Regions from separate parts of the Homo sapiens genome. Here regions 2, 3, 4 and 5 are each linked to region 1. Evidence: chromatin loops called from intact Hi-C (ENCODE). Cell type or tissue: IMR-90. All regions are shown on one strand.

Region 1 (5,000 bases):
ACCTAAATCCTGCATTGAATTGTGTTGGTAGAACCACGTAAATGTAAGTTTTGGTCAGAAAAGGGTGATTAAACGTGCAGTTTCTAGATGAAATTGAGAAAGGAAACAGAATGAAATCTATCTCTACATAAACACATCATGCCTTTTATTAACAATACTTCCACTATACAGGATAAACTAGGAAGATTTGTAATACCTGAATCCTAGTATTCAGTAAAAACAAGAAAAATGCAAATCATAATCCAGGATTTTACTAGGATAAATGAGAGATTATTTGGTTGAAAGGACCATTGTGTGGAAGATGAGGAAGAGAAATAAAAGTTCCAAACAAGAACTCCAAGAGACATGAAGAGGCAGTGGGGATGTTATTTTCAACCTGTCACCTTCAACTCTAGGAATATACAGGGACAATGGGGAAAGCAGACTAAGGGATGGTAGTCTTCTTGTCAATCTGACAGAATATCATTTACATTTCATTAGGATGAGTTTGCACATTGGTGTTTGGAAGTTTCCCAGTAGTTATTTCACTATCTTAGGTGTATCTACATATATATATATATATATATTATTTATATTTACATACTTTTCTAGAAACTCCTGAATATTATCACGCTATCTGATATTTTGAAAAACTGAACTATTTTCTGAAATTTTCTGATGATTTCTTCTCTGTTAACACAATTCTATGACTTGAACATTTGTTAGTTCCCGGTGGTGCACAAGAATGTCAGTGAGTCACTAAATTGCTCTAGAAACATTCAAGCTTGGAAGATCTCAATTCTATGAGGCCAACACTTCCCAGAACACCTAATTTTATCTAAAGTACAAACCAAATATCTCCCACATAACCGTTAAGAATTTTAACAGAGAAATTCTAAAATCATATAATTCCTCTCATTCTCCATTCTTTAAACTTCACTAGTCATCCACTTCATCCACTTCAGAAATTGTCCAAAAACTGTGCTATCTGCTGCCAGAGAATTAAAAAAAATAAGCAGAGGAGAGTTATGCCTTTAACAAATATTTACTGAGAAACTACTATGTGGCAAGAGTATAGGATGGTGTTTAAATATTATTTTAATTCTTCATAAAACCTCCAGAATGTATGCTTCAAAGTTTTGTGACAGAGGAAAGAATCCTGTGAAAAACGAAAACAAAAACAAAAACAAAAACATTAAATCCATATCCAATCTGGCTAAGTCTGCTTTTGGGAAAACAGTGACAATGCATCTGAAACAAAAGTAAATTTACCAGATGCCCCAAAACAACAACAACAAATTTTAAAAAATCAATTTTTGAACCTTTTAAAGACATTTTTGCTTTGTTTTCCAGTATTCCAATATTGTATTCAAACTTACTCATATTTTATATAAATTTTGAATTGTCACTTAGTTTTTAAAAGGCAAAAGTCATGTTCACACTTTAAGGATTTTTATAAAATCCAGCTTCATCATAAAATATTTCTATTTATGAATGGGATTTTGGTTTATTTAATCTTTCTTTCATTTTCCCTTGCTAACAACCTTTTTTTTTACCATATTGGAAATATATATTTGTCATATTAATTGAATATATTAACACCTCACGGTCATCTGACTTACAGAATCAGCAGAGTAATTTATAAATTAGTCCTTTCATATACTCTTGTCTTCTCAGTGCTCTTTTAATATTCTGGTGCCAGAAAACTATTAATGTGTTTGTTCATTCCTTCATTTATTCATTCTCTCGTTTATATTGTAGACTCTAATGGAAATATCTGTTTATTGTTTTCTTCTAAGACTTGCAGCTGTCTCCTCTGCTTAAAACCCAATAAAGAATCTGGACTGGGGACTAATCAAAGCAGGCTTTCTATACATGGTGAAAAACTGCAGCATTTAAAACTTGGTTTCTGCTAGCAGTCATGTATTCTTTTGTATGAACTAGAGAAATGGACAGAGAGTGTATAAATGAAAGAAATGTGACAAGAAGAGAGATGGAGGAAGAACCTTGGCAGCATTCGGTTCCCAGGTTTCAGTTGAACCTGACAGCCCACTCTATTTCTGCTGTTGGAACTGTGAAAAGTCTCCGTTTCTTTTCTATAAATTCTCGTACATTGAACCTAGCCTCAATGTGGAGCCTCTTAATTGTAAGTAATTCACTTCTAACCAACATAATTTAATTTTATTAAATGAATGTTACTGAATTTCTAATGGTAATGGGCTATGTAGTAGGCTCTGGGAAACAAAGATAAGTAAGACATTACCCCAATTGCAAGCACCCTTAACTTACCCAAATGCTCGCAAGCACAAGGGAATGCAGACAGCGTATCTTAAACACTGGTGAATTTCTCATAATACCTAAAAAAGTCAATAGGGGTCTCTCAAGATTCACTGAACCACTTTTCACAATGAATTTCCAAAGTATTTATGAGCTTATACATTTTCTTTTCATAATAGGTTACACTAAGCAATTATATGGGAGTGAGTGAGGTGGATTTTGCTTTACAGTGCCAAAACATTTGCCATCCTCTGAGATGCTGAAAATATCTTCTCCATAATATAAGAGTTGAACTTTCCATTTCAAATATAGAATCATCATTTGAACGATTGTATTAGTTGTTACTGAGGGGACTGCAGTATACCCATGCAATATTAGAAGGCTGTAAGACAAGAGATTCCCACACAAGTCACTTGTGTATATACCAAGACTAAAGGACAATTAATCTGTAAGAAATAGAAAAACCTAGATTAAAATGAAAATGTTGCCCATATTCCTGTTGACAATATTGACAATATTCTCATTGAAAGTAGAATGAATGGCTTTTTCTTTATCCCTCGTTTGAGTAACTAGGGTTATGTTAAGAAATTTTTAACTGGTGAACAGAGATTAGTTCTTGACCTTAAAAATATTTTGCTGATTCCTCTTATACAATTAGTCCCTTTGTCTGAAGCTGCAAGTATGCTATGTGTTCAAGGTCAGCTTAAATGTATTGTCAAGTATAGATAATTAGCCATCTAGGTGATTAAGGAAATTAAGTTAATGAGACTGGTTACGTGATGTCCCCTGAGATAGGAATCTGGTGAACCAGACATGTGTCTGTATTATTTCGCCAGGGCTGCCATAAGAAAATACAATAGATTGGGTGCCTTAAACAACAGAAATTTATTTTTTTCATAGTTTTGGAGGCTATAAGTGTGAGATCAAGGTGTTAATACTTTTGATGTCTTCTGAGGCCTCTCTCCTTAGCTTATAGATGGCCTTTTTCCCTATAGCTTCACATGGTCTTCCCTCTGTGCATGTTTGGTATTTGTGTCCTAACATCTTCCTACAGGGACACCAATCAGATTAGGACCCACTCATATGACATCATTTTACCTAAATTACCTTTTTAAAGATTCTAGCTCCAAAAGCGGTAACGTTCTGATGTTCTGGGGTTAGGACCTTAGCATATGAATTTTGGAGGGATACAGCTCAGTCCATAACCATAACAGACAGCTTAACTATATTGCCATCTACAGATGATTAGTGGGTAGCTTATTGAAAAAAACAGGTTAAGCCCTGGTGTGATTCTGTCCTGAGGAGCTGTTCTCTGGAGCAGTAGTTGTTTATCTCTGTCCACCTTCTCTCCCACCTAAGTGAGTGCCACCACCCCATGGAAGATTCAATGGACATGGCAATGAGCCCCCTGAGGCCTCAGAATTATCTTTTTGGTTGTGAACTAAAGGCCGGCAAAGATGATCACTTTAAGGTGGATAATGGTGAAAATGATTACCAGTTATCTTTAAGAATGGTAAGTTTAGGGCCCTGTGGAAAAGATGAATTGTGCATTGTTGAAGTAGAGGCAGAGAGTTATGAAGGCAGTCGAATTAAGTAACACTGGCAACTTTGAAAATGCCTGTACAGCCAACAGTTTCCCTTGGGGGCTTTGAAATAACACCACCCATGGTCTTACAGTTGAAGTGTGGTTCAGGGCCCGTGCATATTAGTAGCTGAGGAGGAAGATGCAGAATCAGGAAGTGGAGGACAATGTAAAACTCCTAACTATATCTGGAAAGCAATCTTCCCCTGGAGGTGGTAGCAGCCTTCCACAGAAAAAAGTAAAACTTGATGCTGCTGAAGATGATGATGATGATAATGAAGATGATGATTTTGATGATGAGGAAACTGAAGAAAAAGATTCAGTGAAGAAATCTGTAGAAGATATTCCAGCCAAAAATGCACAAAAGTCAAATCAGAATGGAAGGACTCAAAACCATCAAAGCTAAGATCAAAAGGTCAAGAATCATTCAAAAAACGAGGAAAAAACTTGTAAAACACCAGAAAGACCTAGTTCTGTAGAAGATATTAAAGCAAAAATGCAAGCAAGAATAGGAAAAGATGATTTTCTTCCCAAAGTGGAAGCCAAGTTCATCAATTATGTGAAAAATTGCTTCCAGGTGACTGATCAGAAGACTATTCAAGATCTCTGGCAGTGGAGGAAGTCTCTTTAAGAAAGCAGTTTAAACAGTTTTCTAAAAACTTTTCTTTAAGTTTAGGGGTACATGTACAGGATGTGCAGTTTTGTTACATTGGTAAATTGGTGTCATGGGGATTTGTTGTACAGATTATTTCGCCACCAGGTATTAAGTCTAGTACCCATTAATTATTTCTCTTGATCCTCTCCCTCCTCTCACCTTCCATTCCAATAGGCCCCAGTGTATGTTCCCCTCCATGTGTCCATGTGTTCTCATCATTTAGCTCCCCCTTATAAGTGAGAATATGCGGTATTTGGTTTTCTGTTCCTGCATTAGTTTGCTAGGGATAATGGTCCCCAGCTCCATCTATGTCCCTGCAAAGGACATACTCTTGTTTTTTATGGGTGCATAGTATTCCATTATGTACATGAACCACATTTTCTTTATCCCATCTATCATTGATGGGCTGTTAAAAATTTTCTCTCTTATTTCATTTTTGTAACAGTTGATATCTGGCTGTCCTTTTTGTAATGCAAAATAAGAACATTCCCCACCATGTTTGTTAAA
Region 2 (5,000 bases), 56 kb after region 1:
TTAATTTTCAAATCCTCCTGTTCTTTTATCAATGTCCTGCTTTAAAAAATTATGATTTCTATTTCTTTTGTTGTGGCTTTACCATTTTAAACATAGTTTTAAAAGTTTACTTTGGATGGTTTTATTCCCTCCAGTTTGGGGATGTGCAGTACTTCCTGCTGTCTTACTTGACAGCTCCTGCTCAGTTTAGATTGCTTCCTTATATGGTTTGTAGTTTTTGATTTTAAACTTTTCTTTAATAAGTATTTTCTCCCTGTGCAGAATTCTGTGGACTCTAGTGCTTAAAGGGAAGCTATTAATATGTATCTATGCTATGTTTGTTCAATTGGTTTAAAACAAGTTTTTAATATTGAGACTTGGGAATTCTACCACTAACCTTAAGGACAGCAGAGTACCATGAACTATTTAATTTTATTTATTTATCGTATCGTATCGTATCATATCGTATCGTATCGTATCGTATCGTATTGTATTTTTTGAGACGGAATCTTGCTCTGTTGCCCAGGCTGGAGTGCAGTGGCGCGATCTTGGCTCACTGCAACCTCTGCCTCCCGGGTGCAAGCAATTCTCTGCCTCAGCCTCCTGAGTAACTGGGATTACAGATGCCCGCCACCCTGCTAGGCTAATTTTTGTATGTTTAGTAGAGATGGTTTCACTGTCTTGCCCAGGCTGGTCTTGAACTCCTGACCTCGTGATCCACCTGCTTCGGCCTCCCAAAGTGCTGGGATTACAGTTGTGAGCCACCATGCCTGGCCTTGTTTTAATTTTTAAAGGAGAATTTTAATTTATTTTTCACTTATATCCTTAGGCCAAATCAAATATTACTTCACTAGGGGTTATTATTTTATCTCTCTCTTCAATTGCTCAGAGGTCCCCCCTTTATTTTCCTAGCTCTCTATAAGGATCTCAAGTTCAACATCTATCTTCATGTAAGTCCAAGGTAATATTCATGTCTCTATATGGACAGTTAATCTGCATCCCCTAGAAATGCGGCTTTTCCTGAGCCTGATAACCCCCTAAACATCTATTGAGTCATTTTGTAAATTATCTGGTTTTACATTTCTTCTTTGTTGTTGGTGCCTAGGAATTTCTCTTATTTTCCTTTAAGCTCATCTGTATATTTCACTTCATTATTTTGATTACATGTGATTTACTGTTTACTTATGTAGCAAGAGATGTGCTTTTTTACTACAGTCAGGTTGTAAGAACTGTACTGAAAAATAATAATAGAATTTGTTATTGAACCAATTCCTTTATTTACTTTTGAAATTTGTTGTTGAACCAATTCCTTTATTTACTTTATTTATCAATGTATATCTTCCTTCCCATCCTTGATTTCCTTTATTTTACATTGACCCCATGTAGAGACAACCTCATAATTTCAGATCCTGTCCTACGTGAAATCTATGTCTATGTAGAGCCTTTCATTTCTTTTCACCCACGAAATTAGTCTCTAGATGTGCCTAGGTACTTACTGTATAATTTTTTACCCTATAATTTAAAACTGTGTACATAAAATACTTATGGGGTGAGAAGGTATAAATCCTTCTAGCCGAAAGAAATGTAATTAGTGTTTCGGCATATTTGAGTGTGTCGTTGCAAAATACTGTTCTCTAGGTTAGTGGTGTGGTTTGGTATAAAAGAAGTAATAGAAATGTTCATAACAGAGACCCAGGATATAAAAGTCCCTTTGTGTTTTTCATTACAAGGTCATTACTTGCCATTCTTTACAAAATAAACATGAAGAATTGTTTCCAGGTTCTAAAGTTCAAGAGTTTTTGGACAAACTTAGTAAAATGGTAAGTGAAATACTTAAAGAACTGTAACTGAAAAGCAAAAATTTAAAGATGTATATTTTCATAGCAATAGAGATAGGATTATTATTTCTAAAAGCTTAAAGTGTGTCTAAACATTTCCATTCAAAAAGGTTACAGTAAATTTCTGCAACTTTACAATTTATATAACCAAGAGGTGGCAGTGTTCCATCTAGTTTCCTTTGGAAACTCATTCTCCAGAGGTAAAATTTTCAGATGTATTCTAATTAACTTTTAAAACAATTGACTTTTATTAAATTAATAAATACTACTATCACATGTACTTAAAATAATTATAATTGAGTAGCATTTTTTGAGTATAAGAACATTAAAGCATTACTGTATAGAATAGTTTGATCTGAACAGCCAAAAATTAGACATTTTCAACATCATCATATGGGTGTTTTACATCTAAAATACTTTGTTACTAGATTGTCTCTTTGGTGTTCTACTCTGTCTTTAATATTAATTAATTTATTTTGTAACACTATGAAAACAGTGATTTATCTTCATGTCTAACTAGTTAATAAGGGGAATAGTTTGGATTGAGAGTTCGTAACAGACAATATAATTTCATCATTATCTTTCAACATTTTCTTCAAGAAGAAAATAATAAACATTTATGAATATTTTCATCTATTGAAAATACATACAAATACAATCTTCAGCTATTAGTATTACAATGAAAGCAGCTAACATAAATAATTGAAACAGATTTCAATCCCAAATTCCAAATCTGTTCCAGAAAATCTTAAATGAAAGCTTATTGGAGGCACAAATTCTCTTTTACAAGTATGTCCTGGCAATAATTGACTTAACAGTCAATTATTACAAACAAAATCCAGGTTTCTTAATTAAAATACAAAATATTGGCTCTCCTACTTAGCCTGAAATAAGTTATGTCTTAAGGAGACTGCAATTATGGTGGCGCCTTCTAATGCCACTGATGGTCAGAGCCTGTCAGTGTTTGTATAAAAACTAATTTCTTTAGAGGTTTGCAACAGTGCTGTGGATTGTTACTTCCTTAGCAAAGGCTTGGCATCAAAATTCTAAAACAGAAGTTTAGGGATTTTTTTTGAGTTTGGTCTGAACACCAAAAGACTTTCATTTTTACTCTCATAAACGTGGAAAAAGTAAATTCTACCATTTATTATAATTACATTTTTGAACTTGAGAATTTTATCTTTAAATATGTATATAAAAGTTATGAATTGGGTATATTTGGCAAATAATACTAAATATAAATTAATGAACCACTCATAGCAAATTTGAAACAAGTTTTAAACAAAGCCTTTACATATTTGAATGATAGCTATTTTTATTTGGTAAGCCCAAATAAGTTTTTATAATTGATTTTATCAAAATGAATAAAATGCATTTATTTTTCACTTATCAATGTTAGTGACAAAGTCTTTTTAAATGACTTATTTATTCATGTAAGACTCCTTAACCAGCTAACTTAAGAAAGACTTCTAGGACAGAATAGGTTACACTAGTTATAATTTTATCTTTCTTCTACTCACTTGCTTCTCAATTGAAAGAGCGGAAATGACAGTCAAATTGTCTACGGCTGGTCAGTGAGACTTGGGAAGAGAGAGAGCAAAAACCGTGAACTGATTTTTATACCTTGGATTCATACTATGTTTGCTTACTTCTATGTGTGTTTCTCAAGGAATTTAGTGTTGTTATAGGTCATATTGGCATAAGAAAATATCCTTTAGTAGATAAGCATTTTGACTGCTATGTATTAAACTGGAGAATGCATTTTTTTAAGCTGTGTTGTCATATAAACTGTGTAAAAGTTTATATGGACCAGTCACAATTGTGACATACATTTCTTAGACTTTGATACAATATTAGTAAAGTAATAAAATATATGAATAATTATAATGTTAATTTAATAGTTGTCATTGCTTATAGATGGTTTGTAAATATTTTTAAGCAAATTTATAAATTTCACTCTATGAATATTCATTCTATTGGACATCTATATATCAAACACTGTTCCTATAACACTGAGGCAACAATAATGCATAAGAAGAAATTTCCATCCTTCAAGAAGTAGTAAAATATTATAACACTTGACACTTATTATTTATTTTGTGTCAGGACCCATGCCAAGTCTTTTTATGTTTATTAACTTATTTAATCTTCATAAAACCCTAAGTGATAGCACCTGCCATTATCTCCATTTTACAGATCAGGAAACTGAGGCAGATAGTGCTTATACAATTATGAAATGGTGGAGTGAGATACAAATTTAGTCTAGTTCCTGAGCAGAGGCTTTCAATTGTTGTGTTATTTTGCTTCTCCATTTATAACAAGACAGACGTACTCTTTTCCAGATGTTCTGGTTGAAAATCAGTCTTAGGATATGTTTTGCATGATGGCAATCAGCTCCTTGGATAATCACCTTCTTAGCTCCTTAGATACTGTGATTCCATAGTAAAATTTTTTTGGAAAATGCTATATACTACACCTCCCCTTCACTACCATATTTTTAAAAATCTAAATGTGCAGTAGCATGCTAAATGTTTTGGGCGATCTCTTTGTAAAGGTATGAAAATTATACACTTCTCCACAGTGATCTGAATAATGTGACAAATGCTAAGATAGTGATTACATTTATGAAAGAATATTCACATACTGCATCCTTTAATGATTATAAAAATCTTCTGAAATATTTCTTATTAATATCCCTTTTTTAAGGTAAAGAAACCGAGGCAGATGTGTTAAGTGACATTTCACATGTAACAAAGCAGACAGTAGCAAAACCAGTGCTTGAATCAGTTCTAATTCAAAACCCAATGCTCCCAATTATGTAAAGTAAACGTCTCCACTGTCAAATACCACATCCTTGTAGGCAATTATCTATATGCTTTAGATGATTCTTTTACCAAGCTGTTAGTTGGTTGTGTATTGCTTGCTTCAAGGGTGAACAAGCTAACTTTTTCTCTTTTCACTCATCATATTCAGAAGTTGACAGCCTCCCTTAACACTAATGAAAAACCTCAGGGTAGATGTGCATTTTAATTTTATTTCCTTGTGCAGTGGAAGAGCAGTTAGTGAATCAAGCCTATTTTTCTCTATTGCTACTGCAGTAGGATACCATGAGAACAGATTTGAGATGTGCTGTTAAAACAATGAGGAAATATCACCAAGGAGAGAAATGCTGTATGTCCTCCA
Region 3 (5,000 bases), 320 kb after region 1:
AATGGCTTCTATCCAAAAGACAGGAAATAATAAATGCTGGCAAATATATGGAGAAAAGGGAACCCTGGTACACTGTTGGTGGGAATGTAAATTAGTACAGCCACTGTGGAGAAGAGTATGGAGGTTCCTCAAAAAACTAAAAGTAGAACCACCATATGATCCAGCAATTCCACTGATAGGTATATTGCCAAAAGAGAAAAAAATATCAGTGTATCAAACATGGGAATATCTGTACTCCTATGTTTACTGCAGCACTATTCACAATGCTCAAGATTTGGAAGCAACCTAAGTGTCCATCAACAAATGAATGGATAATAAAAAAAGGAGGTACTTATACACAATGGAGTACTCTCAGAAAAAAGAATAAGATCCCGTTGTTTACAACAACATGGATGGAAATGGAAGTCATTATGTTAAGCGATATAAGCCAGGCACAGAAAGACAAACCTCACATGTTCTTAATATTTGTGGGAACTAAAAATTTAGGCAATTGAACTCATGGAGATAGAGAGTAGAATGGAGGCTGGGATGGGTAGTGGAGCGGGGGCGGTGTGGGCATGGTTAATGTGTACCTAAATATAGTTAAATAGAATGAGTAAGATCTACTATTTGATAGCACAACAGAGTGACTGGAGATAACAATAATTTATAGTTCATTTAAAAATGACTTAAAGAGTATAATTGGAATGTTTATAATAGAAAGAAGTGATAAATGCTTGGGATAAGTACCCTATTTTCCCTGATGTGATTATTATACATAGTACGCCTGTATCAAAATATCTCACATACCCCATAAATATATACACCTACCACATACCCATAACAATTAATTTTTTTTGGAAAATAAGTATTTATTAACTTCTTGGTTTGTTGAAGAACCAAATAAATATAATTGACTAATTTTAAATATAAGTAGTCAACAGAACCCCCCTCCCATGTGCCACTATTGTTATTTCATTATGAATTTGAAATATGCGAAAAGGCATTAGAATCAGTAGTCTTATTAACTCTGCAGAAACAGTTTATGGTAAAAACAAAATCGTATTTAGATGCCATTTTATGAGGAATGTGAATTTAATGCTTTTACAGCCTGATTTTTTTATATAATTTTTTTTCACTACAATTTCACATGTATTCAACTTCGTAACACATGAGTGCACAGACCAAACATGAAAGTTCTTTTTCATGCCCCTGCACATGTTCCAAATTCATCCATCTGATAGCCTACCAACTTCATCTTCTTTTTGATCCCTATCTTTGACCTCTCCCTCTTCCCACCCCAGTTTTGCCTGCTTGCTCTGGAGGCCTGCTGACAATTTCTACCATCCAGGGATGGGTCCATTGTTTCCTGAAATCCGTGTTTTTCCTCCTTTTGTTTTTTCTTGTGTTTGGAGCAAACACCTCCTTTAGTAACTTCCTAAGAAAAGTTGCATGAACAGTAAACACTTTAAAATCTCACATGCCTGAAAATGTCATTAGTCTCCTCTCACACTTGATAACTAAGTTCACTAGGTGTAAAATTTTAGTTGAGAATCATTTCCTTTTAGAATGTTTAAGGTGTTTAGCTTTTGGTTCTTTTTAACTTTCAATGATTTTTAGCTTTTAAATTTCAGTAAAATCTCTTAGTTAACAAAATTGCTAATAATGTAACTAAAAAGTTACTTTTAACAATCTTATAACATACTTACTGCAGATACTTTGCATATAGACTCTTTCTTTTCTTTTCCTCTTCTCTCTGTAAGCTCTTAAGATATTGTCTTTGTTTCTAGAATTCTAAGTTTACAAATCATAGTACCTGTGTTGGCCTTTTTAAAACTGTTGTGCTGTAATATGGAAATTCATGTTCCTAACTTCTAAAAATACATTGAATTATTTTTTTGATAATTTCTTCTCTATTTGTTCTCTCTGACATGTTTATTATTCATATCCAAATACATTCTCAAAATTTATTTTCTCTTTTTTCTTTCTTACTAGAAGTCCACTAGAGAATAATTTTATTAATGATTTGCTCTATAGGCCACCATTTGTTCAAAAGGTCACTTTTTTTTTTTACTTTTTTTGGTGAACTACAACATACATACAGAAGAGTAAATAAAATATAAATGTACAATTAACAGCTAATTATAATACAAATGCCCACATAATATCTCCCAGGTCAAGCAATAGAACATTACCAGACCCCAGACGTTTCCAGTATGTCTCTTACCAATTATAACATCCTCCCTTCCCATTATCCTGATTTTTATTATAATTACTTCCTTGTTTTACACTATATTATAGTTTCATCACCTATGCATGCATTCCTAAAAATCATGATTTCACTTGACTAAATTTTGGTCTTTATATAAATGCAATCATACTACATGCATTATTTCGAACTTGCTTCATGTGTATATTATAGTTATAAAAATCCACGTTCCTTATAACTATGTTTTTTTATTGCTGTGTAATGTTCCATTGTATGAACATAGCATAATTTATTTATCCATTCTACCTATGATGGATATTTGGGTTGGTTCACACATTGAACAATTATGAGCCATCCTGCTGTGGACCTACTTGTACATATATTCTTGGGCATATGTGCATTTGTTTCCCTAGGGCATGGAGCTCTCTAGAAGGGGAATTGCAAGGATGCACAGAGGGTATATATCATCACCTTTACCAGATAATTCACTTTCCAAAGTGGTGGTACCAGTTTACAATTCCACCAGCAGCGGATGAAAATGTCGTTGCTCTACATTCTCGCCAACCAACGGTGTTTAATAAGACTTCTGAATTTCAGATTTGATTTTTGTAAAAGCTTCCACCTTAACTTTTAATAAAACACAATTATGAAGCTTAGTATGATATCTTCAGTGTATGCCCTCTCCTCACAACCTAGCAGAGCTGGCAACTCCATTAATACTGCTGCCCCCTGCTGTACAAGTGACAAAGTGGTCTATAGGTTGGTTTCATTTAGCATGGTTCCCAACCTCTTCACAGTCTAACTCCTTCTTCTGTGCATATGCTTCACTTTGTCCATGTCTCTTTTAGCATGCGGTTTCCAAGACTATAAATATTGTCTTCCCAAATGAGCTGGTGGGTGTGGAGAATCAGGCTTAATGAGAAGTTATTCTCAAACATCACAAAGATATGTCCAGGTGCAGGCTACTTGCCAAGAAAACAAGCAAGACAGGACATCATGAGTGCAAGATGAGTGTGGTCTAAGTCCTTAACTATTAAGAAACTTTAGGGTTTTTTTTGTGACAGGATGATTTGTGCAGCAAACCACCATGGCACACATTTACCTGTGTAACAAATATGCACATCCTGCACACATACCCGTGAAAGTAAAAGTTGGAAAGAAAAATTTTTAAAAATCTTATCCTTTTTTCTCTTTGTCTTATTATTTTTATCTGGCAGATTTTTTGAATTGTATCTTCCAAACTTCTACCTAGTTTTTCATTTATGCAGTCACATTTTAAATTTCCAATAGATCTTTTTTTGTTCTTGAAGTCTCCATTTTTATAATCTAATTTTTTTGTTATATAGCAAAATCTCTCTCACCTCTCTAAAGACATAACTAAGTTTCATAATGTTTTATTCTTCTTTCTTTACTGATATTTTTTACTTCTAGTTTGTTTAATTTTTTAAATTGTTTTGTTCTCAGTCATATTATTGTTTTTCTCATATATGAGTTAAGACTGTACTTGACTTTAATTTTCTAGTTAATAATTAGATTCTGTAAGGTCAGTGGGAAATTTTATGTTCAATATTCGATCTCATTACATGGTAGGCATTACAGTAGATTGGTCAGTTGGTTTATCAGTTCATTGTTGCCGTATCACAACTCAACTTCAAAATGACTAGCTTAAAACAGTATCCATTTATTCAGCTCATGATGGTTCAGGTGGAGTCTGAACTGGCCCAGCTGATCTCTCTGGATTAGCTCATGCTTCTGTGATCAACTGTCATGTTGGCTGGTAGCTGGATGATACAGGTTCTTAAGTGTGGTTGTTGGCAGGTTGTTAGCTAATGAATCTTTGTTTTTCTCCTCTCCTTGTCCAGCAGGTTAGATTGGACTTGTTTACATGATGGCCTTAGGATTCCAAGAGATCAAGAGATCAAGTCCCAGTAGGCAAGGGTTTATGAAGCATCAATTTTGTATCATGTTTGTGAATGTTCTTTGGCCAAAGCAAATCCCATAGCAAACATAGATTCAAAGGCTGGGGAAATTGTTCCCAAGTCTTAATGGGAAGATCTTCAATGTTACACTGCAAGATGCAAGGAGAAGAAGACTATATGGCTATTTTTATAATCTACTGCAGAATGGCTCCCGGCTGTTGCTTTACTGGGTATTTTCAAATGTCATATTATATAAATATTTTCTCTTAAGAAATTTTACCCAGGAATAAAATTTTAAGGGAATGTAAGTGTGGCTACAACTGTTTCAAGTGGGGGATAGGGCAGGGTCTTTTCAGTCATTATGCCAACTTTCTATTAAACTTTCTGTATTCATTTTGGTACTCTACACTCATCTTTGCCTATTGACATAAATCAAGAGACCCTCTAGCTTAACTTTCCCAAAGAATAAGCTTTCAGTCTTCTGTTAGTTGGTAGAGAGGAAGTTGTCTCATTATGTAGACAGCAGATAAAGCCTTAAACAAATGCACCTATGATGTTTGTAGCTGTAGTTAACAATGAAGTGGCTTTAAGGCAGGGCCTACCAGATACTATTATTCAGAAATAGTCTATAGGTAAATCTTTTCATGATGTACAAATTTCAAATGCTATATATTTTATTTATCAAACATTTAAATTAATATGTTGTAAGCCAAAGACATTTCACAAAAGTCTTACCAACCGTCCTAATTACATTGGATTAGGTGATTGAGCTGGGAACTCTTCATATAATAACTTCTTTCAAGCCTTTCCCTTTACACTCCACCTGCAAGTACATTTTATAGAGGCACAAGGTGCCTGCAAATCTTTGAGCCTTGAAATCTTCTGCAGTATTT
Region 4 (5,000 bases), 340 kb after region 1:
AGTATAATATACTAACTTTCAAAAATTTCTTTTGTCTTTATCAAAACCTTCTAGAAATAAATGCAGCGTTTAAAATGTATTTTTAAAGTTACAATATATAAAGCTAGAAAACTTGAGAAACACAAAGTTAATTCAATCTAATCTAGAAATATAAATTCAATATTAAGACCTAAAATGTACTAATTATGTGTGCTTGCTACATAATTTGGCAAAAGGTTTGTTTTGTTTCAAAATAACTATGGAAGTTAAAGAATGTATATGATTTTCTTTTCCTCAAACTAATTTATATGTAATATTTGTTTTCTGATGAATTGACTTAAAGGTTCATATTTCAGGGCTTCTTTGACAGTAGGAAACTTGGCAAGAGCTCTGTAGATAAAACATTCACTAGGGGTGAAGCCTGCAGCAACTGGGCCAACTCCCTTGCTGCACTTTACTTTTCTCTAAATGCTTTCCTTTTAAAGAAAAAAAAGGGAAGGAAAATTTTGGCTGAAACAATTTTTTGAATAACCTTTCTCCCCACCAGACTCTCCAGACACCCAACAAACTACTTCTCTATGGGAATAGATATTAAATCAATATAATTTTTGTATGTACTTATGGAATAAAATCAATTTACATTTCTTTATTGAGTATTTTTGCTGAGAAAACAGTCTAACTTCAATATGCGAGAAAACCACTGCTTTTTAGTTTGCCCCTCATAAGGAAAAGTAAAGCATTCTTGTGGCAGAAATCTAAGCTACAAAAAGAGTTACGGATTTTTCATACATACATTTTATAGAAACATAAACATGCTTATATAACTTTGGTTTTTTCAGAGTTAAGTACGCTCACTGTCTTAATAATTTTCAGACTGGTGAGATGTAAGAAAAGACTAAAATTAATGGTGGGCCATAGGAAAGATACTACCAGTTTTCCCCAAGAAGACCTTCTGTGGTGACATAAAATTGAGTAGGCATGGACATTTTTCTGTTTCCCAAATCCTCGAGTGAATAAATCCAATGCTATGATGACTGAGAAGACTTCAGTGTTTATAATATGTACATTCCTGTGTTGAGTGTACAGAAGAGGTGGCAAAACTGTTCTCCCTGAGCAATGAGAACAACTGATATGAATAGATATTTGTGTGTAGCAAGAGTGCTCACAAATACCTCCCTAACCCTTTAAAAAAGTGGAATTTGTTAACTAGAGATAATACTTAAATTAAATTATAACCTAAATATAGAAGTTCAAAAGAGTGCCAAATATCTGAAATTATCAAGTAAGAATGAGTTAGAGATAGTATGTCAACCTGCTATAAGGAAAAGGTTAAAATATTCTCTTAGGTTATGTAATATTTAATAGTAGTGTCTATTTTCAGATTGGTACTGATAGTTTTATTAAGTTGTCTAGAAACTAGAATAATTTTATTAAGTTGCTTAGAAACGAGAATAATTTATCTGAAGAGGCGGTAGACTTAATACTCAGAAATAACAGGTGATATCATTTTTATACTATTTCCCCAGTCTCTCTTAAATCAGGAATTCTCAGTTTGGTCTCTGGAACAGCAGCAGCATCATTACATGGGAACTCGTTAAAAAACCAAATTCTCAAGCACCACTGCAGACCTACAAAATCAAAATTTCTGGAGTAAGGTCCTTCAGTCTTCTTAAGATGATAACCATTGTTTTAGAAAAAATTACATGCCTTTAAACAAGAAATGTTATTTTATTAAATAATACACAGATCTCAACTTTTATATGTATAGATTTTAAATCACATGCAGTTTAGACATTAGCTGATGCATTTCCAATTGGTTTCAATACATGGTGATGGCAATGGTTCATTCCTCAAGATCATCTCGCATCTGTATTTAAGTATCTGCTTGGTCAATTTTTGAATGTGACATTTTTTACATCTTATTTGTTTTGTTATCCAAAGAATGTAACACAGAAAAAATATCGAAGTGCCACTGCTACTTATTTAAATAGAATTCTCACAGATTCTATGTAAAATAATACTTGATGATTAATGCCTAATTGTTAATTATTAAGTTCACCAGAAGTTGCAAATTTTTAGTCCCACCTACATACTTATAGAACTTAGTCCTATTGATTTTGTGTCTAATCATAGAAGAAAATACAAACAAGTCAAGAGAATGTATGAAATGCGGGAAACATCATTTAAGATCATGATTTAAAGGAAAATGTAATTTTAGATTGTATTATATTTTTTGTCTTACCAGGAATGGAAACATTTTTATTTTCCCTTATAGTTTTGGATATTCATTTTTTGTGGGAGTGTAAATAACATTAACAAAAAAAGTCTTCAAGCTACAAGATCTATGAGGTATCTCCTGGAGCCAGAGAGGAAAATATAGAATGCCACCTCTACTCCCCACTATGCTCTGCATACATTCTGCTGATTAGATTATTTGACCATGTATTTTTATTTATCATAATCTTTCCATATTTTATTACATACGTCTAAGAGATGAAGAGCCAAAGAAAAAATCTGAGAGATAACGGGGCATTTTATCAAAATTTCTCCTATTTATTATATTTAAAAATGAAGAAATTTTTGTGGAAACTGTAAGGAAAGGCCCATAAGGAGAACACATTAGGATTGAATGGATTGCATTTGTTTAGACTGAAAACAAGTGCGTAGAAAAGTAATTTCTAAAAAATAGAAGAGAAAAAGCATTTAGCTCAAATCATATTACTTATGTTTGAAATATTGGGGTTGTATAGTCTTTATTTAATATGTGAAATTAACATTATAAAATATACCAGTGAAGAAATTTGCTCAAAATCAGTGATTAATAGCCAAGTCAATTTTTAAAGCATTAATTTATATTCAATTTACCTTTCAGTCAAAAATGTTTTAAAATTCGAAAGTGAATGGACTTACAAGGAAAAAAAAGTTTTTAGGGCTAAACAGCTTGAATCCTTGTGTGGTAGACTGATTTAAAAAATGACCGCAATTCTACATTTATTTATATATTTATGCCCTTTGCAGTGGCTTCAAGGAGTAAAGTTGATATCCTTATTTCTTGAGTTTAGATTAAATTTGGGACTTGTTTTGGTTAATAGAATGCAGTGGAATTTATAGTATGCAAGTTAAGAGACCTGTGTGCTTGCCCTGTTTTTATTTGAAAACTTCCTAGCTGCTATGCGAACCAGTCAAAGCTATCCTGCAGAATAATGTGAATCGTGCAGCCCAGTCACCTGCATACCTGCAGTCACCAGTTAGCTGTCAGCCATACAGACTAGTGAGGTCATTCCTGAACAGCTGGTCCCTTACCTTTAGTGACTGACTGTAGATGCTGGAAAAAGCCCAGCCAAGACTAGCCAAGCCTGCCTCAAATGAGCAGCACCATCCAATTGACCTGCAGTCTCACAATTCCCAAGAAAAACAGTTTTCATTGTTATATGGCACTGAGGTGTTGTCATTTGTGGCAATCAGGATTGCTATATTTAATAAGTAAAATTCAGGATGCCCAGGTAAATCTAAATTATTTCTAATAAGATATATTACATTGACATAAAATGTTAAAAATTATTTTTTATTTATTGGAAATAAATTATAAGTATTTAAATTACATACCTCTTTCTTAAACTATGATTTTCTCATGATTTGGCTCAATAAACAGTTCCTTGTTTTTGCATAATTTGCTTATCAGATTTTTTGTAGTTGCAGTCTATGTTCCATTTACATTGTAACATAGCTTCTACAATAGTTAAATCTAACTTATTTTGTTATTTGATTCATTGAGCATTAATGAGAAAATGCATGCAACATTAGCATTATAGGTTGGTTTGCAGAACACATACTGGGGAAAGTTGACAACTGTGATAAATGATTTTCAAATTTGATTTGTTGAAGCACATAAAAATGTTTTTTATGTTAATTTTTTTATTCTTTAGAATTACATTGCATATCTTGATTAATATATTTTTAAAAGGCTGTCCATTAACAAAAAGAACATTGTTGTCTTCAACAATACACATGATTATTTCACGTGTTTTCATGCTGTAATAGTATTTACTAGCATCCATATATAAGAATTAAATTATTTAATTAAATCTACTCAAAATCAAATGTAATTAAATTTACTTCAAAAGATAGTCATGAGAAATATCTGAATAATTTTACACATCAAATCAGAGCTTATTTTCCTGTTGGTAAGTGATGTTGCCTGCTTTAAAAATAGCTCTCACACCTAAATTGATATATTTTTCAAAATTCTTTCTTTACCACATTCAAGAAGTTAGTTTAAGCAAAGGAGTACTTCAATAACACTGTTTACTCTTCTTTTAATTTGCATAATTATTTTGCTAAAGAGTTTATCTAGACTTCACTTAATGGATTTAAAATGTCAACAATAATTTTGGAGGCCTTTTTTTCAGAAGTGAAATATGATTTTAGAGATTTAAAAAAACTGAAGATTCTCTCAACTACATTTGTTAAAGAGAGTCATCAGGGTTTGAATGTGAGAGAATTAAAAAATACCGCCAATGTAAATCATTCAGTTTAAACAGAAGAAACACTGAAGTAAGAGAATAATTTTATAACAATTACTTTAATTTCAACATAAAAATATCTAATGATAATTGAGAGCTTAATGAGAATATGGACAAGATAGCCAACACCTTTCACAGAATCATTCATGCTTAGCTTCGGCTTTGAAGAAACACTGTCTTTACCTTTAAGCAAACATTCACCAAATGTATACTTGCATCACTTTTATACAGTGGCAGTACATTTGTTTTCACTAAGTGTTTCTGCAAAATTTTCTATTGTTTCTTAAGTTTCATCTTATAAGCAAGAATTTTTCACAAGAAAAATTGTGTATGAACCAAGGGAAAATTGTTTTCTGTATTGTGATTACTTGCATCCATGGTTATGCTGTAAAAAGGCAAGGCATTTATATTTTTTATAATCTCTGTGATAGTAATTGGAGTTAGTACTTATTTTTCTTTAATTGCGGTAGATTTCATCTGGGCACTTGAAAATGTTCT
Region 5 (5,000 bases), 500 kb after region 1:
GTATCCTTTTCTTTTATCTTCCATTTTCTCCTATTCATTTTTTCATATTATGTATTTTTGTATATATAGTACTGTTTATATATTTATATATTTATATTTTTGTATATATAATATTGTATTATACAGAAATATTTTACTATTTCATGATAGCCAATCTTATGTAATTTATCAACTCTGTCTCTATTTTTCAACATTTAACCTATGAACTTATTTTCACTGTTAATATTGAGTAACATTACAAAAAATATTCATCCTTGAACATCAATCTATCTGAATATTTCTGGCTGTCTTCTTGGGCTAGCTTCCTAGAAATACAATCACTAGGACAACAAATATTTACTTTCTGAAGTTGTTTGCTAATGTTGCTAACTTGTGTGGAAACTTTTCAGAAAGTCTCATAAGAAAAGGAAGCCTTTTGATTTGTCGATGTTCTTCTTCTAATTCACACCCTGCCTCCTGGAGTTGTTATATGGATTCAATGAATCAATGCATGTAAAGTGTTTAGTAATATGTCCGGCATATCGTCAGTATTTTGTTAACTATTAATATTGTGCAGTAGCACACAGTTGTTAAACCTGGATTTGCATTCTTACCTTGCCTCATACTAACCATATGAAGCAGGACATATCACTTGCCCTTCATGAACCTCAGTTTACTCATGAGTAAAATGGGCATGTGTTACTAACCACTTCAGGTTGACTTTGTGGAGCTTTATCATATGTGAAGCACATGGTACAATCCTTGTGAAAAAGTAAGCAATTCAGCAAATGTTTGCTAATAGTATTTATTATTTTTAGTCTTAAAGAAATTGAAAATTTTCTTGCTTTTTTTTTCCTTACTTCCTTCAGTGTACACACTCCCATTTCTATCTCAATTTGAATATGTCCAGTGAAGGTAGAAATATAATCTATCTCCTTTTGAAGGCAAGGAGGAGTGAAGCATTTAGGAATACTAGTTTTAAAGATGAGAAGTCTAATTATTTTGATTAATAATCACATTAGCTTAGTCATTCCTCAACATAGCTCTCTCTCTTTGCATCTATATATAATCCTATTATTTACTTACCAATTTTTATATATACTCCTGTTTACTAAAACATTGACATTATTCATGTAGGCTAACTGTTCATTATCTATGGCTTACCTATCACGTATATTATGTTCACAATACACATCAATGGCAAGTAGGGTTCTCTCTCAGGTGGTACAGTAGCTCATATAGTATCTATTTAGAGTCTTGGTTGAGAAGCAAACATCTGGGCTTATTGGAAATAAGCGTGGCCACTGAACTACGAGTAATACTTCATGTATGGGTAATTTCAGTCCTTTGGTAGAGTGAATAGTAGCTATGAGAAACAAGTTGAGAATAAAAATATTGGAAAATAAGCATATTTTGATATTTTATTCTATATGAATATTCATGTTAAAATGAATAATTTTCACTTTCAGAAATTTTATTTTAAATTAAATCTAACATTACTATAGATTATTAAATAAAATACTGATCTTAGGGGATAAAAAATGTAGATGACTTCAAAAATAATAATCCAGATCTAATTGTTTTTTGGGACTTTAGTAACCTCAATAACTAAAATTTTAGGTTTCATAAAATATTTTGAAAACATGAATATATAGATTAGAAATTTTGCAAGATGATTTTTTACTCCCTTTATTGTTGTATGTATTCATTTTATTTGGGTTATAAGACCATACAGCAACAAGAAAAAGTTGTGATGGTACTTTTAGTTAGCATATCAGCAACATCAGACCATTAGAACATCATACAGAATCAATACTCCCCAGAGCTCACCTAAGATTAGAATACAGACATGATATGTTTATGACATATCTACAGGCAATTTGCTCTCCTCCAGAAAAAGTTGCCACTAACATTTTATTCATTTCTCTCTGGCCTTAGGTCCAAGCACATATGCAGAGAGCTCAAGTAGACGGAGCACACATAACTGAATTCACCAGGTTTATGGTATCCTGGGCCATTGAGTTAATAGCTTTAATTGTGAACTTAGAGAAAATGAGAAGCCAAGGACATCTCAGTCCTTAGAGTTATAATTATATAAATGTATTTATATATGTTATATAAAAATATATTTATATATTATGTATGTTATAAATATTTAAATAAATATGTTATAAATATACATGTTATATATGTTATATATGAATATATAAATATGTATATAATTTAGAAAACATTGGTTCCCTGAGCACTAATAACAGTTGCTTCTCATTAGATAGTCATAAGCTACTTCTCAATAACAGCCAAAATATATAGTCACTTTAGTTTATAATGCTAAATTCTGTGAGCTACAGGACTTTTATTTATTCCAAGTCCCTGGCACAAAGAGTGTGCTTAATAAACACTTTTAAGTCAAAGGAAAAATACAAATATGCTGAATATATTGAACCACATTTTCATGTGTTCTACACCTTTAGTAAGAGTGTCCTTATTTTAAATGCAGAAAACCCGTTTGTTTGATAAATATAAAACTATTTACTATTTACAGTTTTGAGGGACTGCAACACAGTGAGTGGGGTTGTAAATGTTTGACTTTAACCTGGTGGATTTTGGTGCTATATTGCCACCTTGTGGTTACTCATCTAAAAATGGACTTTTCTTCAAAAACAAAAATCAAAAATAGACAAAACAAAGAATAACTGTTTTGCTTTTGTGATATATGGTGCAAACATAAGTTTGTGCTGTGTGCTTACACACACACACAGACATACAGTCACACACACACACATGCATGCACACCAGAAACCTGAGTCTGAAAGTAGTGACTGTGCTTGAAAAGGAGAGAAATGGAACATCTTTCCAAGAGTAATCCTTTAATGCCGAAAGTCTCTCATATAGGAAAATTAGCTAAGTGGCCTGTCTATTATTTTCAAACACACAATGATATGATTTCAATGGTTAAGTAAAAATGTCTTTCCACTCTTTATAATAAAGAACTAATAATAAAAAGAAATAATGTTTTTCTTCCTAGTTTTTTTCAGAGCTTGTTTACATCATATTAAAATTATTTCTGATGAAATAAGGTAGTAGATGTGAAGAAAACATACATAGTGAAATAAAATTTTCTTAGAAGATTATGACTAGAAATTTCCAAAGCAGCTCGTTTAGAAAAACGAGCATATAATTTAGTATAAGGATAACAGTATCATTGAGAAAATTTTTATTTCTGAGAAGAAAATTACACACTTAATAAAGTAGAGAATTTAGGGGAAATTGTATTAAAATATTTTTAAAGTACTGTGATTTTTTTAAAAAGAGAGACTTTAAAGGGAATTGATGCCTTAATATTCTCCTTTATAGGTCATATATCCTTGAATAAACTCTTTAAAATTGCTTAAACTTTAAATCCACATATTGCATTTAGAACTGAGTCAATTAATTTGTGAATAGAGCTTACTGAAAGAGAATCTGTGTCTAGAGCTAATCTGGTACTAGAAAATCAGAAAGACCATTTTACAAGTCCTCTTTTACTCAGATTATGTCTGCCTTCGCCAGAGTATGTTTGCAGATTAGTCCTGTAGTCTTAGATCCTAGAAAGATCCATTATTGCAAAATATGAATAAATTCAGTCTTGGATTTATTTACATTCATTTTCACTTATTTACAGTCATTTTACTACAGGTTAAAATTTCCAAAAACTTTTATATTTTACTTTTTCTACTTAGGTAGGTAATTAACATTCATTGTGGAGGCATTGGAAAACAGAATTAAAGTAAAATAATTTATCTGTAATCATAGCACCCATGATCATTACCATTAGCACTTTATATATCTCCCAAATCCTTTTTGCTTTTAGAAAATTGTGTCATGACTCTATGTACTGTTATAACATCTTCTAACCTGTTTTTCCCTTAATCATGCAGTTAAATAGCATCATCATTTTGTTTTCTAGCTACACCATAAAGCTATTCTCCATTGTGAGACATTTGGATGGTTCTCAAATTTTCATTCTTAAAAAACATACTGTGATGAGTCTTTATATAGATATATGTGTGTGTGTTATATATCCTATACAAAACCAAGATACAATATACGTCACCCATATGTATTTATTTTTATCTAGTTATTTTCTAGGATTTGTTAAATATTTCTAGAAAGGACTCTTTGATAAGGAACTGTTGGGACAAAGAATATTGACGAGTGAAGACTTATTACTAAATAATTGCTCACCCAAAGAATTCCAATTAACTGTATATTCCTACTCATTTAGGTTTGACTGTTTACCTTCAGTTCCAATAACACTCCCTTTGTCATTGATATTTATTGAACTATAATGTATATATGGAAATGTGTACAAATTATAAGCTCAATGAATTTTCACAAACTGATACTATCAATGTAATCAACTCAGTTCAAGAAATTTATTACCAGCACCCTCGAAGCTCTCCTTGTGTCTATTTATATTCACACTTCAAAGATAATTATTAACCTCTCACTGCTTTGATTAGTGTGGTCTATTTTAGGACTTTATCTAAATGAAATGACGTATGTCTTCTTTTGAGCCTGACTTTTTTCAAGCAACCTTGTGTTTGTGAAATTAGTCCATGTTGTTGAAGTTGTAGAGTGTTTTATATATTTGAGCTCTATATTATACTATTTCAATGCCAGTATTCTTTTTTAATTGTTGTCAGTCTGAAAGTATAAAATACAGTGTTACAGTTTTCACGCACAATCTTTGATTTAATGTGAGGTTGAACTTTTTTTTTTTTGGCTTCACTGGTTATTTATATTTGCTCTAGTGTGACATTGGTCATTTATTGTTCCTCTGTGGTAATACTGGTTTCTCTATTGTAAATAAATCTTTCACTCTTGCCCAAGCAATAGGTTACATTGGCCTTTAGTTACAAAATAGAAGAATGACTGTTGTTTCCTCACTCTTTCCCAAAAGGCCAATTAAGACTAAAAACTGTTGTTTTGACAAGGTAACAAGTTTCCCTTCTGGGACTCCTGTAGTTGCAGGGTCT

The links. Hi-C counts contacts between places; a loop is a spot of excess contacts. Peaks named below come from ENCODE experiments on the same cell type or tissue, not always from the same donor. Only the 100,000 strongest peaks of a DNase experiment are listed, where the experiment ranks them.
Region 2: it touches region 1 in a loop (4-fold over the local background); 6 of 110 quality-filtered maps call a loop at or near these places.
Region 3: it touches region 1 in a loop (9-fold over the local background); 14 of 110 quality-filtered maps call a loop at or near these places.
Region 4: a loop joins it to region 1, with 2.8 times the contacts of the local background. A loop is called at or near these places in 14 of 110 quality-filtered maps.
Region 5: a loop joins it to region 1, with 6 times the contacts of the local background. A loop is called at or near these places in 62 of 110 quality-filtered maps.

Annotation. Positions count from the first base shown.
Region 1 is chr6:55,939,256-55,944,255 of GRCh38, reverse strand. It overlaps the pseudogene NPM1P36. Among named protein-coding and RNA genes, the nearest start is that of BMP5, 66 kb to the right of the region's middle. In IMR-90, a CTCF peak has its summit at 2,350; a DNase peak (open chromatin) is centred at 735; H3K27ac peaks cover 150 bases.
Region 2 is chr6:55,883,360-55,888,359 of GRCh38, reverse strand. No RefSeq gene overlaps it. Among named protein-coding and RNA genes, the nearest start is that of BMP5, 10 kb to the right of the region's middle. In IMR-90, a CTCF peak has its summit at 1,974 (motif pointing right); no DNase peak of the experiment used is centred here; H3K27ac peaks cover 509 bases.
Region 3 is chr6:55,615,387-55,620,386 of GRCh38, reverse strand. It overlaps a transcript of HMGCLL1 not described here. Among named protein-coding and RNA genes, the nearest start is that of HMGCLL1, 39 kb to the right of the region's middle. In IMR-90, a CTCF peak has its summit at 2,918 (motif pointing left); no DNase peak of the experiment used is centred here.
Region 4 is chr6:55,599,561-55,604,560 of GRCh38, reverse strand. It overlaps a transcript of HMGCLL1 not described here. Among named protein-coding and RNA genes, the nearest start is that of HMGCLL1, 23 kb to the right of the region's middle. In IMR-90, no CTCF peak of the experiment used is centred here; no DNase peak of the experiment used is centred here.
Region 5 is chr6:55,443,423-55,448,422 of GRCh38, reverse strand. All of the region lies in intron 7 of HMGCLL1 (3-hydroxy-3-methylglutaryl-CoA lyase like 1), which reads left to right. Among named protein-coding and RNA genes, the nearest start is that of GFRAL, 120 kb to the right of the region's middle. In IMR-90, a CTCF peak has its summit at 2,599 (motif pointing left); no DNase peak of the experiment used is centred here.